2 separate regions of the Homo sapiens genome follow, and region 2 is linked to region 1. Evidence: chromatin loops called from intact Hi-C (ENCODE). Cell type or tissue: tibial artery. All regions are shown on one strand.

The links. A loop is a pair of places that touch in the nucleus more often than their neighbours do. Peaks named below come from ENCODE experiments on the same cell type or tissue, not always from the same donor. Only the 100,000 strongest peaks of a DNase experiment are listed, where the experiment ranks them.
Region 2: it touches region 1 in a loop (6-fold over the local background); 3 of 110 quality-filtered maps call a loop at or near these places.

Annotation. Positions count from the first base shown.
Region 1 is chr7:44,493,273-44,501,272 of GRCh38, reverse strand. No RefSeq gene overlaps it. Among named protein-coding and RNA genes, the nearest start is that of NUDCD3, 6.6 kb to the right of the region's middle. In tibial artery, no CTCF peak of the experiment used is centred here; no DNase peak of the experiment used is centred here.
Region 2 is chr7:44,062,160-44,070,159 of GRCh38, reverse strand. It overlaps DBNL (drebrin like), which reads right to left. Exons shown (of 13, transcript NM_001014436.3): 13 at 704-8,000. It overlaps PGAM2 (phosphoglycerate mutase 2), which reads left to right and starts at 4,593. Exons shown (of 3, transcript NM_000290.4): 1 at 4,593-5,044; 2 at 5,148-5,328; 3 at 7,230-7,433. The coding sequence starts at 4,631. The coding sequence ends at 7,396. RefSeq lists enhancers at 1,907-1,976, 4,827-4,896, 4,957-5,006, 5,197-5,256, 5,901-6,010 and a silencer at 3,577-3,646. In tibial artery, no CTCF peak of the experiment used is centred here; DNase peaks (open chromatin) are centred at 4,519, 6,159 and 7,189; H3K4me3 peaks cover 1,274 bases; H3K27ac peaks cover 4,375 bases.

The sequences.
Region 1 (8,000 bases):
CTCCTTAAATCCCCACACACTTATGACAGAATAATTGTAAGACAAAGAAAAGTACAGTTAAGAAAACAAAAAACAAAAATTACTTATATCTGTAACCCAGAGATAACCACTGTGTGTGTGTGTGTACAATCTTTTTAGCCTTTCAAAATATACATTCTGTCACATATAGTTAACATTTTATTTTGATTGGTTTAAACATAGTATACCTTTTGCCACTTAGTTTAGTTTTTTTTTTTTTTTTTTTTCTTGAAGACTGGGCCTTGCTATTTTGCCCAGGTTGTCTTGAACTCCTGGCCTCAAATGAACCTCTTGCCTTGGCCTCCCAAAGTGCTGGGATTACAAGTGTGAACCACTGTGCCCAGCCTAGTTTTAATGTATTTCACTTTACATTTAAAGTGGGTTTCATTTAAGCAGCATACAGTTGGGTCTTGCTTTTTTAGTCAATCAGAAAATCTCTTCCTTCTAATTGAAATGTTTATTGACATTTAATGTTACTGTTATTTTAAATATATTTTCCATATTCAGAAGCAGCGCTGTCATAATCTGGCTTCCATTAAAAAAAAGTTTTCAGGTATTTCTTTGCTTTGACAAGGTGCTCCAGTCCCTTGTTTGTCTTCTGGGCCACCATCTCCACAGTCCAGTCTCTGATGTGGAGGGAGAGAGTGCCTTTTCCTTTTGACCCCAAAAGAGCTTTTCTGAGTAGGCTATGATTATCAATATAGCTTTAAATCTGTAATTGGGTTATTGTTCTGCTTTTTCTGCCTGCTTTTGAATTTATTGAGTAGTTTGTATGATTCTACTTTATAACCTTTGTTGGCTTATGTGACCACTCTGTTTTTTTAATTTTTATTTTTAGAGCTTTCTTTACAGTTTATAGATAATCTCTAACTTACCACAGTCTATCTTCAAATAAATTATATAACTTCACATGCAGTATAAAAATCTTACAACTGTATCCTCTCACTTCGTCCCTCTTGGCCTCTGTATTATGGTTATAATACACTTTACTTCTACACATTATAAACCTTAGGATGTCATGTTACTAATTCTTTTGCTTTAAGCAGTCAAGTATATTTTAAAGAGATTTTCAAATTAATAAAAATAGTATTTTATATTTGCTCGCTTAAAAAAACTTTCCAGTGCTCTTTATTTCTTTGTGTAGATCAGAATTTTCATCTGATGTAATTTTCCTTCTCCCTGAAAGACATTTAACTTTTTTTTTCTGTAGTTCAGGTCTACTAGTGATGACTTATTTCAACTTTTGTATGTCTGAGAAAGTCTATTTTTCATTCATTTTGGTAATATATTTTTGCTCAGGGCAGAATTCTAGGTTGACATTTTCTTTAAACATTTTACAGATGTTTCTACATTATCTTTTGACTCACATTGGTTTGAGAGGTCTGCCGTTATTCTTATATAATCCTGTGTACATAATTTACCTTTTTTCTCTGGCTACTTATAAGATTTATCTTTATCAGTGCTTTTAAGCAATTTGACTATTATGTTCCTTGGTGTAGTTTTATTTATGTTTCTTATTATTGGGGGTTCACTGAGCATCTTGGCTCATGGGTTTTTAGTTTTAATAAATTTGGAAAATGTTCAGCCACTGATTCTTCAAATATTTTTTCTGTTCCCCACCCTAGCCTTTAGGAACTCAACTACATGTAAATTAGACAAGATGAAGTTGTCCCACAACTCACTGATGCTCTATTTTTTTTTAAGTCTTTTTTTCTCTCTTTTTCAATTTAGGTGGTTTCTATTGCTATTTTTTCAAGTTCAATAATATTTTATCTATTTCTTTCTCCCTCCCTCCCTCCCTCCCTTCCTTCCTTCCTTCCTTTCTTTTTTTTGAGATGGAGTTTTGCTCTTATTGCCCAGGCTGGAGTGCAATGGCACGATCTCAGCTCACTGCAACCTCTGCCTCAGGTTCAAGCGATTCTCCTGCCTCTGCCTCCTGGATAGCTGGTACTAGAGGGATGTGCCACCACGTGTGGCTAATTTTTGTATTTTTAGTAGAGACGGGGTTTCACCATGTTGGTCAGGCTGGTCTTTAACTCCTGACCTCAAATGATCCACCCACCTTGGCCTCCCAAAGTGGTTGGATTACAGCTGTGAGCCACCGCTCCTGGCTGTACTTCTAATCTGTGGTACATCTCATTTGGTGTATTTTTCAGGTAATACATCATATTTTCACTCCTAAATAATTGATTTCTTTTTTTTTATGTCTTCTCTTTAGTTAACATGCTTGCTATGGTTGAAATGTGTCTCCCAAATTCATGTGCTGGAAATGTAATCCCCGATGAAACAATGTTGGGAGCTAGGGCCTAATAAAAGGTGATTGGATCATGTGGGTAGAGCCCTCACGAATGAATTAATGTTGTTATTACTACAGTGAGTTAGTTACCACAAAAGTGGGTTGTTATAAAGTCAGGCTGGCCCCTGGTGCCTCTATCTTGTGTACTCACTTGCCCTTCTGCCTTTTGCTTTCTGCCAAGGGATGACTAAACAAGAAGGCCCTCAACAGATGCTGGCATCAAGTTCCTGAACTTTCCAGCCTCCAGAACCATGAGCTAAATAAACGCCTGTTATTTATAGATTACCTGGTCTGTGGTATTGTTATGGCAGCAGAAAACGGACTATGATAGAAAATTGGCACTGAGAAGTGGGTCTGTTGCTATAACAAATATCTGAAAATGTAAAAGTAGCTTTGGAACTGGGTAATGGGTAGAGACTGGAAGAACTTTGAGGAGCATGCTAGAAAGAGTCTGGTATAATGCCATAAATGGAACATTAAGGGTGAGGTCTCAGAAGAGAAGAGATACAGGGAAAGTCAGAATCTTCTTAAAGATTACTTCAGTGGTCATGACTGTTGACAGAGATATGGACACAGTCTCTGATGTGGACAGTAAATGGCCTTTACTGTCTATATTTCTACGAACATTAATAGTAAATGGCCTTTACTGTCTATATCTCTACCACCATTAACAGTAAATGGCCTTTACTGGCTATATTTTCTACCAACATTATATTTAATATTGGTAGAGGCCATTCTGATGAGGTCTCAGATGGAAATGAGAAACAAGGTATTGGAAAATTGAATAAAGAGCATCTTTGTTATAAAGTAGTAATAGTGGAACTGTGTCCATGCCTGAGAGCTTCATGGAAAGTGGAATTTGAATGACAAACTAGGATATCTGGTGGAAGAAATACCTAAGCAGTTAAGCATTCAGACTGCTGCATGGCTATTTTAAATCACATATAGTGAGATACAAGAACAAAGGAATGACTTAAAGACAGAATTTATAATTTAAAAAGAAGCAGAGTGAAAGATTTGGAAAATTTATAGCCTGGCCATGTAAAGTATAAAAAGGTACATTTAGGAGAGTGAACTCAGGGTGTGGCCCAGAGACTGCTTGCTGAAGAGATTAGCATGAATAGAAAGGAGCCAGATGCTATTCACCAGTAAGCCTTGGCAATGTCTACATGGTGCTAACTCTGCAGGGATGGGTGCATAGGTGGTGGGGTCACAGTAGCTTCCACTTGGTTTTCAAAAGATATATCAAACAGCTTGAGGCCCAGGAAGAGACTTATTGCAGGGGAAGAGCCACCATAGAGAGTCCCTACTAAGGCAATGCTTAGCAGGAATGTGTGGTCAGAGTTGTTACAGAGAGTTCCCACCAAGGCGATACCTAGTAGAGCCCAGAACTGTAGACCTACCCTTGTGTAACCCCAGCCTGGGAGAGCTGCAGTCATGAGACTCCAAACCAAGAGAAAGCCATGGAGACCTGGCTGCCTGAGGCCTTGGAGGCCCAATCCCCAAACCAGTGTGCCCAGGAACATTACTGGAGAAACAGCTAAAAGCATCTGCCCTCCTGAACCCCATGTGAGAGTCTCAGCTGGGCCAGAAGGGGCCCAGCCCTACACTATCTCCTCTTACTCAGTTTTATGTCTGACCTCTAGAGCTCAGGCAGGCACTTTGCCCTAACATGTCCACTTACTTTTTAGGGGAGGGAACAGGATTGTGGATGATTATCACTTTTTAAAATACATTTTTGGCCAGCGCAGTAGCTCACGCCTGTAATCCTAGCACTTTGGGAGGCCGAGGCGGGCAGATTGCCTGAGCTGGGAGTTTGAGACCAGCCTGGGCAACACGGTGAAACCTCGTCTCTACTAAAATACAAAAGAAATTAGCCAGGCAAGGCAGCGTGCACCTGTAATCCCAGTTACTCAGGAGGCTGAGGCAGAATTGCTTGAATCTGGGAGGCAGAGGTTGCAGTGAGCCGAAATCGCGCCACTGCACTCCAGCCTGGGCGACAGAGGGAGACTCTGTCTCTAAAAAAAAAATAATAATAAATAAAATACAATTTTTAAGAGTACATTTTAAAATAAGTTTTAGATTTCCAAAATAAATTGCAAAGAGACTACAGAGTTCCTGTATAGCTCACATCCAGTTTACCCTATTATTAACTTATTACATTAGTATGGTTCATTTTTCACAATTAATAAATACTGATAATTACTACTAACTAAAGTGCCTACTTTATTTTGACTTCCTTAATTTTTACCTAATGTCCTTTTTCTGTTCCAGGATCCTACCCAGGACCCCACATGATATTTAGTTGTCAGGTCACCTTAGGCTCTTCTTGGTTGTGACAGTTTCTCAGGCTTTCATTGTTTTTGATGACCTTGACAGTTTTGAGGAGTACTTGTTAGGTATTTTGTAGAATGTTCCTCAAATGGGGCTTGTCCAACATTCTTCCCATGATTAGACTAGGGTTATGGGTTTTTGAGAGGAAGACCACAGAGGTAAGGTGTCATTCATAGCATATTAAAGGTGTATACTATCAAACATGACTTATCATTGTTGATGTTGACCTCGATCACCTGGCTGAGGTCATCCTCGTCAGGTTTCTCCCCTTTCCACGCTCTACCATTAGGAAGAGTCACTACATGTATCCTAGACATAAGAAGTAGGGAGTCATGCTCCACCTCCTTGAGGGCAGACTAGCTACATAAATAACTGGGAATTCTTCTGAACAGAAAATGTGTCTATTTTCTTCCATTTCTTTATTCAGTATGAGAAATATCTCTATATATCATATAGGTATGTATATATCAATATATTTATATGTATATCGGTATGGACTCACAGGTATTTGTTTTATATTTTGGGTTCTAATATAATAATACCTTATTTTGCTGCTCAAATTGTTCCAGCTTTGGCCATTGGAAGCGCTTTCCTTTGTCATACCCCCATCATTGTGTGGTTTTTTTTTTCTTTGCACTTCCTTTACTTTGAGACACCACCCACAAGATGCTCCAGGCGCATCTTGTATATTTTCTGTGCCAGTCCTAGAATCAGCCATTTCTCCAAGAAGCCCTGGTTCCTTCTATTGGAGAATATCAGAAACCAAGATCTGGGTGGAAGGTATGCTCGTTGTTACTGAAGCATTGTTGCTTCTAGACCTTCTCAGCTGAGAGCAAGTAAATACATGTATGTACACTCACCTGCATATATACACATTTCTGTAAACAGTTCTACACATAGCCATCTGTATCTATAAGGATGAATTTCTAACTCTGATCTATTACCACATGGATCATTCTAGCCTCCTTCCCCGCTTATTTATAACTCTCTCACTCCACCAGTGAGAAACCTGGATCCCACCACCCTCCACCATTTACTTAATTGCTCATTTCCACTATACATATCTAGCGGTTTCAGAATTGATAACCCATACCCCTGTTAGGAATAATTGTATCAACTAGATTTCAGTGTTTATATACAGTTCCTTTTGTCTTTAGTCTTACAGACTCTGCTCATTTCCAAAGTTACTTAGGACAGCATCTCTTTCTATCATCCCTTCAGTGAGGTTGTTTCATACATCTGTGACACAGTTAGATTGTTTTGTCACATTCTGCAACCCATTCTGGGATCCCCCAATCTCCTAAGTGATTTTTTAAAAGACTGCCTATATTAAGGTTTACTCTTGGTGCTATAAATTTCTATGGGTTTTGACAAATGTGTAGTGTCACGTATCTATCATTATTACTACTAATTATTATTATTAATAATTATTACTATTAATTACTAATTATTACTATTAATTACTAATTACTAATTATTGCTATTATTACTAATAATTACTATTAATAATTATTACTATTAATAATTATTACTATCATTATTCTATGATAGTAATTACTATCATATAGAATAATTTTACATCCTAAAAAATTCCCTGTGCATCATTCAACCTTTTTTTCACACGCAGACCCTGACAACCACTGATCTTTTACTGTTTCTACATTTTGCATTTTTCAGAATGTCATATAATTGGGTGGTAGCATTTTTTGAGTGGTTTCTATCTCTTAGCAATACGCATTTAAGATTAAGCCATATCTTTTTATTGATTGACAGCTTATTCCTTCTTACTGCTGAAAACAGTACTTCATTCTATGAATGTACTACCTTTCGTTTATCCAGTACCTGTTGACGGCACCTGGTTGCTTCCCATTTTTGGCAATTTTGAGTAAAGCTGCAATAAACATTTGCATGTAGATTTCTGTATGGACATAGTTTTCAAATAAGCTGGGTAAATACATAAGAGCATGATTGCTGGACTGTGTTATGACATTATGTTTAGCTTTCCATTCAATTTAAAAGATATTTTGGCCGGGCACGGTGGCTCACGCCTGTAATCCCAGCACTTTGGGAGGCTGAGGCGGGTGGATCACAAGGTCAGGAGATCGAGACCATCCTGTGAATGGTGAAACCCCGTCTCTACTAAAAATTCAAAAAATTAGCCGGGTGTGGTGGCGGGCACCTGTAGTCCCAGCTACTCGGGAGGCTGAGGCGGGAGAATGGCGTGAACCCAGGAGGCGGAGCTTGCAGTGAGCCGAGCTGAGACTGTGCCACTACACCCCAGCCTGGGCGACAGAGCGAGACTCTGTTTCAAAAAAAAAAAAAAGATATTTTATTTACTTTTTGAATAGGTAATGCATGTATATGGTATCAAATACAAAAGTAAGTTTTTCTCCTGTTTTATAGTGTTTCCCTCAATTTCCCTTCTCCAGATGCAGCGTCTGTTCCATTTCTTCCTTTAGGTGCTAAAGAAAATTATTCAAAACTTTGAATATAGCAAGAAGATGACTGCATGTGCTTCCAGTTATACTGAGGAATTATATAACAGGCTCACCCGAGATTCATTAATTCTCTAGGGCAGTGATTCTCAGAGTGTAGTATGTGGCCCTGGGGGGCCTCCAAGGTAAAAATAACAATACTATGATGTTATTTGCTTTTTTACCATGTTGACATTTGCAATGATGGTGCAAAAGCAATGGCAGGTAAAACTGCAAGTGTCTCAGCAGGAATCAAGGCAGGCCATTGTCCTAGCTTCCTGCTGTCACAAAGTACCATAGACTGGGTGGCTTAAACAACACATGTTTATTCTCTCACAGTCTTGGAGGCCAGAAATCCAAGACCAAGGTGTTGGTATCTGGTGAGAATTCTCTTCCTAGCTTGAAGCAATCTCACTGTGTCCTCACATGGCCTTTCTTCTGCATGTGTGCAGAGTGAGATCTCTAGTGTCTCCTTCTCCTCTTATGAGGATACCAGTTCCATTGGGTTAAGGTCCCACCCTTATAACCTCATTTAACCTTTAAGTATCTTTTAAAGGCCCTTCTAACCACCAATGTGACTCCAAATATAGTCCCATTGAGGACTGGGGCTTCAACATATGAATCTGGTGGGGGGCAGGCACATTCAGTCCATAACGGCACCAAACTCGACTAGTATGCACTGCCTTACACTTACAGGTTAAAAATGTTCAGTTTCACTTAAGAATGCTCCTGATAGCATTTAATTATTAATTTTATTAAAAGTTGTTTTATTAAAAGTTCTCCACTTGAGAACAAGTCTTTTTAATAGTGCATGATTAAAAGAGAAGTACACATAAGACATGTCTGCCTCATACTGAAGCAAAATGGTTGCACTGATG
Region 2 (8,000 bases), 430 kb after region 1:
CTCATAAGAGGTTGGTCTGTAGTTTCCTTAGGTTGTTTGTCTGGGTTTGGTATCAGGGTAATACTGCCCTCAGAGAATGAGTTGTTACCTTTTACTTCAACCTACTTGTATCCTGTTATATTTAATGTGAGTTACTTAAAGACAGCATATAATTAGGTTTTTATAATCCAAACTGATAATATGTCGAATTGGCGTGATGAGGCCATTTATGTTTAATGCAACTATTGAAATGTTTGGCTTTAGATCTACCATTATGTTGTTTTCTGTTTGTTCCCTGTTTTCCATTGCTGTTTCTTCTTTCCTTTTTTCCTTCCCTCCTATCTCTCCTTCTCCCTATACACACACACACACACCCCCAACACACACACATAGTGGTTGTTCTAGGGGTTCTAATACACATAGTTTTTTTGTGTTTTTTTTTTTTTTTTTTTTGGAGATGGAGTTTCGCTCTTGTCGCTCAGGTTGGAGTGCAATGGCACAATCTGGCTCACTGCAACCTCCGCCTCCCGATTTCAAACAATTCTCCTGCCTCAGCCTCCCGAGTAGCTGGGATTACAGGCATGCACCACCACACCTGGCTAATTTTGTATTTTTAATAGAGACAGGGTTTTGCCATGTTGGTCAGGCTAGTCCCGAACTCCTGACTTTAGGTGATCCACCCACCTTGGCCTCCCAAAATGCTGGGATTACAGGCATGAGCCACCCTGCCCGGCCAAATACACATACTCTTACAGTCAATTTAGATTAATGTTTTGCCATTTCAAGTAGCATGTAGAAACCTCACTACCATCTAGGTCCCTTCACCCTTCTCCCCTCATGTTCTAGTTGTCTTACATCTGTATACACTGAAGCCTCCATCAGACAGTATCATGACTTAATTCAACCATCACATAACTCTTAAAGAAGTAAAGAATAGTTTCATATTTATGTGGACTTTTGCCATTTATGATGTTCTTCCTGCATTCCCAAAGTTTTGAATTGCCCCCAGTAATCTCTTCTGTCTGAAGAACTTGGTTTAACATTTTTTTAAAGCAGATTCTTTGGTTATGAATTTCCTCAGCTTGCCTTCATTTGAGAATGTCTTTATTTCATTCTTTTATTCCAGTAAAATAGAAATTTTTACTGGATATAGAATTCTTGGGTGACAGTTATTTCAAAACTAAAAATGTTCCACTTCTTTCTGGCCTCTATAGTTTCTGGTGAAGATCCAGTCTTTCAAAGAATTGTTCACCTGAATGAAATGTATCGTTTTTCTCTGGCTGATCTTATTTTTCTTGGTCTTTAGTTTTCAGAAGTTTCTTTATGATGTGTCTAAGCTTGGACTTTTGTTGTTAATTTATCCAGTTGTGTGGTTCACTGAGCTTCTTGGTTTGTAAGTTTATATCTTTTTCCAAACTATCATCTAATTTATGGACTCCATGCTTTGTCATTTCCATTCTGTTTAAGAATATTCACCAATACTTTCTGAAGGCTGGTTATAAATAGCTGCTTTGAAGTCTGTATCTGATCATTCCAATAGTTGAATCATCTCAGGATGGGCATGTATTGATCATCTTCTTTTCTCCCATGTTAAGATTTTCCTGGTTTTCATACACTGGGTTATTTTGGATAACCTGGATATTTTAAATATTATGTTGAGACTCTGGACCTTGTTTAAATCCTAAGCAGAATGTTGACTGTTTAAAGTGTTTGCACTACTAGTCATATTAGTCCTGTATCTACACCGGTCAGTCTGGGACCTGCAATGTGCATCTAGGGTCAGCCCTGTGCGCAGCTTGGCAGCAAGCCAATGACTTCACATATCACTTTATCGGATCACTCACTTCATCTCTCCCTTCTCTGTACTCTCCCTGAAACACAACAGCTCCCTGCAACATCCCTACCAAGACCTCCAGCCACAAATCTGGGGCTCTTTCCCTACCTACCCTGCTGCATACTCCCTGAAACTGCATCCAGGGCCCAGCGCAGGGGGGCAGAAAGGAGCTGCAGAAGGTGGTTGCCCCATGCTTTTGGGGCCATGGCTCCTCTAGACAGAGGGTAGCGTTACCCTCTCAGGTTTCAAGTGCGTACCCAGCTCACACTACCGTCACTGTGCCACCACTGCCACCTCCATGTTACTGCCCAGGAGCTGGGGTAGAGAAGAAAAGAAAAATTGGAGGGATTCCCCCAACTCACTGACTTCGAGGGGCTTCACATCCCACTCCTCTGATTCTTCCTGGAGCTCTTTCTGTTGGTGCACTTGAGGTTTCAAGCCGCCTGTGTGTCCAGGCTAGGCAATACTTGTTACCTCACCACTTCTCTGCGGAACTTTGAATCTGATCTCCTTTTCTTATCTGTCTACTGACAGCTGCTCCTGCATCTGTCCAGGATTGGTGGCTGTCAGTGGGAGAGACATGGGAAGATGCTCCCTCCACCTTCCTGGGACCACCTTGTTGACTCAGCAGCCTTCCTCGCCGCCCACCATGCTATGCCTTCCTGGATGGAGGCCCTGAGGGTGGCTTTTGGTTTTCCTACCCCTGTACCCCTCCAAGAAAGCTCTGGCACACTGCAGAGGCCAGCAACTACTTGTCAAATGAATCAAAGGAAAGTCAAGCCGGAGCCAAGGGTCAGAAGCAGGGGCTTGCTTCCCCGAAGTCCAGCCCTTCTTTGGGCTCCCCTTTCCTTTTTGACACCTCCTGCTTGGTTGGCAGTGAGGTCTCCCAGGTCTGGGGGATCCTTGCCACTGCTTCTGCACCCAGCCCTGGCTAAGCGGCCTTGTTCTCATCAAAGCTGCCGAGACCTGCAGGGTACTCAGCTTCTACTTCCACTCCTACACAGCTGCAAGTGACTTGAAAATATGACCATGCTTCAAAGTCTCCAGTGATTCCCACTGTGTTGGGACACAAAGCCCACCTCTCTGCCATGTGCCCCTGATGGTCGCTGCCCCAGCTTGTTTGCTTTCTGTAGGGCTTGGGTCTTTGCCAACCCCTCTACCTGAATTGCTCTCCCTGTAGGACTCATCATAGCTGAGGCCTTTGCACTCCGCTCTTTCCACTCACATGTCACCTCAGGGCTGTCCCCGGCCTCTCCTTTCCCATCTCTCCCAGTACATTATGGTCCTTCCTTCCTAGCATCTGGTGCTATCTACGGTAGGCATGTTTAGCTGCTGGTACGATCCCTCCTCCACTGAAATATGGGCTTCATGTCTGGCCCCTGTGGGACTGCCAGAGCCTGGTCCTCAGTCATGTTTAGTTGGGCTAGTGAATCAACTCTTGGTCAAAGGGACAAAAGCAGATGAGGAGATGTGGCTTCAATCAGGATCAGTGTGGAACAGTGAGACCTGCGCATGGCACTGCTAGGAGGGATGGGTTCCACCTGCCAGCCTTGGGGGTCCTGGCAGCCGACAGGACTTTGCCCACTGGGACTTGTCTGCCAACCTTTGGGTACAGAGCCTTAGCTTCACAGGCCCCAAGCCAGGAGCCCCTCCCCAGGTAGGCCAGCAGGGATGGAGGGAGGCCTGTCGAGGGTTTCTTGCACACTCAGATCCAAGTCTCAGAGTGGTGGTCCCTCTGCTGGCCTCTCACCTACCCGCTCCTGTTATCAGAAGTGTCGCAGGTGACAGTGTGGTCACTGGGGTGGGAGGAAATGGGAGGCCCTGGATGGGGCCCATGCCCAAGGGTCTGGCCATGGCCCCTTCATTAGGGCCCCAATTGTGACTTTATTGCTCATAGTCTCTTCCCTGCCTTGGTGGCTCTCATCCCCCAAACCTGAATGCAGAAGTCTTGGTCCTAGACTCAACTCCGTGCCACCCTTCAGCCTACGTTGTGGGTTCCTGCTAAGCTGAGCATTTACCTAACAATCAAGACTTCTGACAGTCCTCAGTCCTGCCCCCAAACCCCCTTGGATTTCTCTTTTTCAAGGTGGTTTCGGCTAGGAGAGTGAGCGTGGCTTGGGTGAGGGCAGATAGGGTGGGAGCATGGGGCATGTATGGATGAGACCTTGACAAAGGGACCCCGGAGGAAAGACAGGGGCCCTTTCCCCCTTTGTCCTGGAAACCCGGCTCAGCCCCAGCCCTTGCCCATTCTGCTGCTGCTGCCTGGTACCTTCCACAAGGCCAGACTCCTCTCCACAAAGCTGTGGTCTGCACCAGCTCCTCTGGCTCTCCTCCTCTGCCTGCTGAGGGCCGCCTCCTAGCCTGGCTGCCAATCACAGGAGAAAGGGGTTGGGATTTTGTTTGTGCCTCTGTCTGAGCAGAGAATGGCTGATAGGCCACTGAGCGTTGCCCTGGAGAGCCCCTCTGTCCCTGCTATCCCCATCTCCCCTGGCCCAGACTTCTGCCCTTCACGCCCATCCCTGACCAGCAGCCCCACTCAGTCTGGGCTCTGGGTGCCAGCTGGTTATAGACATGCCACCTGAACCCAGGCCAGGAGCTGGTGGATGCGTGGGGCTATTTTAAGCACAGCCTCTTGGCCTGCACACTCCCCTGGCCCCCAGCCCCCAGCAGCTCAGCTACTGGTCACCTGCCACCGCCTGGAATGCTGATTGGCAGTTGGCTGGGGTGGGTGGGGGCTGGGAAGACACTATTATAAAGCTGGGAGTGTTGGGAAGCAGCCGTCCCCGTCCAGAGTCCTCTGTGGTCCCTGCTGCCACCATGGCCACTCACCGCCTCGTGATGGTCCGGCACGGCGAGAGCACATGGAACCAGGAGAACCGTTTCTGTGGCTGGTTCGATGCAGAGCTGAGTGAAAAGGGGACCGAGGAGGCCAAGCGGGGAGCCAAGGCCATCAAGGATGCCAAGATGGAGTTTGACATCTGCTACACGTCAGTGCTGAAGCGGGCCATCCGCACCCTCTGGGCCATCCTGGACGGCACGGACCAGATGTGGCTGCCTGTGGTGCGCACTTGGCGCCTCAATGAGCGGCATTACGGGGGCCTCACAGGCCTCAACAAGGCAGAAACGGCCGCCAAGCACGGGGAGGAGCAGGTGAAGATCTGGAGGCGCTCCTTCGACATCCCGCCGCCCCCGATGGACGAGAAGCACCCCTACTACAACTCCATTAGCAAGGTGGGCTGCCTTTGCTGGGAAGGCCTCTGGGAAGCTGCAGAGTGGGGAGTCGGGTGGGGGCCCACTGGCTTGGGAGGGAAAGCAGCGTGCCTGTGTCCCCCAGGAGCGTCGGTACGCAGGCCTGAAGCCCGGGGAACTCCCCACCTGCGAGAGCCTCAAGGACACCATTGCCCGGGCCCTGCCCTTCTGGAACGAGGAGATTGTTCCCCAGATCAAGGCCGGCAAGCGAGTGCTCATTGCAGCCCACGGGAACAGCCTGCGGGGCATTGTCAAGCACCTGGAAGGTGAGGCCACCTTCAGGAGCCTGGGCAGGGTGGGTGGGCAGCAGCCCCAGCTGGCTTCTCATCTCAGCAAAGTCTCTCGCCCATGGACCAGGCTTTCTAGGCGTGGGGCTCCACATCATTCACTGAAAAAGGAGGGCTGAGAAGCCATTTTTTAGTTTTGTGAAATTTTCCCCATTTCTGTGTAACTGGGACACACTCCACAGGGGCTGACTGCACTCGAAGCTCGCTGTGTCCCGAGGTGGGGCAGGCTCCAAAGGTGGCATCTGCCAAGGGACACCCAGCTAGGAAACGGAAGGGCTGGGCTTAGAGCATCTGGCTCCAAATCCCAACTTACTGTGGGGCCCTGGACAAGCCACCTCCATCTCTGGGCCTCTCCCTTTTCCGGGGTGGTGGGGAGCTCCCCCTGGTACTGAATTCCTCTTGATGTAGGCTTGGACCCCTCGCAGGGCCCTCCCCCATCAGGTCCTCAGAATCCCTGCATGAGCTTCACCACCTATCTCCCTCTGGAGCCCCTCTCTGGGCAAAGGAAAGACCAATCAAAAGAGGGGTGCAGGACTATGGAGTGGCCAGACTCTGGGCTTGCAGCTGGGCTCCCACTGAAGAGCAAGGGCTGACAAATGGGCCCGGGATGCATGGGCGCAGTAAGGCCTCGCCCAGAGTGACTGGCACCTCCGCTCCGCCTCCCACCTTAGTATTCTGACACAAGGGCAGTCTAAATTAGCATCTGAATGACCTTAAAGCTTGTTGAGTCCTGGAAAGGCTAGAAGGGTGTGCCCCAGACCTCCTGCTCCTAGGGCCGTTGGGCAGTTGGCCAGAGCACCCAGACCGGCAGGCCCCGGAGACCCAGCCAGCCCCAAGCCTGCCCGCTCCAAACACGGACACCTGGCACCTGGCACTGGGGCCAGGCAGAGGGAAGGACCACCTGCCTCCTCTCCCTTCCGGAGACTTCATGCAGCCCCATGACCCTCCCACAGCCTGGTTTGGGGAAAGGGGACGCACTTTTGGTGGTGAATATGAGGGATTTCACTCTGACTCCCCAGAGAACATTTTCTTAAACCCTCCTGCACGGAGCAGGGGTGGAGTGGCGCGAACATCAAAGGTCGAGCTGCTATTCCCAGCTCAGGGGCTGCAGGAGGCAGGCAGGGTCAGGTTTCGACCAGGCTCGGCCTCCCTGTCCCTCCTCCAGCTCCATTCCGCACTTGCTCCTCTGTTCAGGATGTCTAGAATTTAGAGCACTTTAGAAACCAAAGGGTGCTGGGCACGGTGGCTCACTCCTGTAATCCCAGCACTTTGGGAGGCTGAGGCAGGCAGATCACCTGAGGTCAGGAGTTTGAGACCAGCCTGACCAACATGGTAAAACCCGTTTCTACTAAAAATACAAAATTAGCCGGGTGTGGTGGCGCTCACCTGTAATCCCAGCTACTTGGGAGGCTGAGGCAGAATCACTTCAACCCAGGAGATGGAGGTTGCAGTGAGCCAAGATCGTGCCACTGCACTCCAGCCTGGGCAAGAGGAGTAAAACTCCATCTCAAAAAAAAGAAAAAGAAAAAGAAAAGAAAAAAAAAAAACAAAGGGTGAGTGTCCCTTCCTGACCCTCAACTTCAGTCTGGCTGGAGTCACACTGGGCTGAGGGAACTATGGACAGCACCACCACAGATCACAGCCACTTGGGTGGGGCTGAAGTCCCCATTTTTTTCACCACTGGGCTATTTCTGTAGGCTGCTTGGTCTAACTCAGTTACTCCTTGACCTTTGGCAACATTTCTGTGGCCTCGTTCTCAGGGCTGGGAAGGAATTGGTGCCAGGGGAACTGGCTCTGTGGACCATAAAGGTCACATAGTGTCTGCTGTGTAAACAGGCTGGGGACAGAGGGGCTAAGGACACCTATTCCTTCCGGCATAGGGATGTCAGACCAGGCGATCATGGAGCTGAACCTGCCCACGGGGATCCCCATTGTGTATGAGCTGAACAAGGAGCTGAAGCCCACCAAGCCCATGCAGTTCCTGGGTGATGAGGAAACGGTGCGGAAGGCCATGGAGGCTGTGGCTGCCCAGGGCAAGGCCAAGTGAGGGGTGGGCTTGGGCAATAAAGGCACCTCCCCCAACAGCCTGGAGTCCAGCGCAGCCGTGCATGCCAGGCTCACACCGCCATCAGCTGTGGGGACTCCAGAACCAGGGGTGCAGCCACCCACCCTCCCCCACTCCATACGTGTGTCACCAGGGGCAGGAGCCTAGTACCCACACCTAGTCATCAGGACACTGAGCCAGGGCTGCAACCACTCCATGAGTTTGCAGTCAGGACAAGCCTGTGGTGACCCTGAAGCTTCAGAGCCACTTAGTAACCATGCTCCAGAATTGGCGTGCTTGGGGCCAGTTAGAAGAGGCCAAGTGACCCAGCTCTCCCCATGGGGAGCAAGGACCACAGCCCAGGACACGGCTTCCTGGACAGCTTCCTGCAGAGGGCAGGTGGTCCTCTGCTGTCCTTGCAACCCCCGGGTGGCACTTTGAGCCCTGCCTCTTGGGTTGGGACAGGCAAGCCCACAGGGGGCCTCAAAGCTGGCAACAGCCCAAACCTGGGTCTTCCATGGGAGTGGAGGGGAAGTTCCCTCTTCATGGGAGAGGCACCAGGAAGCCCTGGCGAAAAGGGGAGAGGCCTGAGCACAGGAAGGCCAGG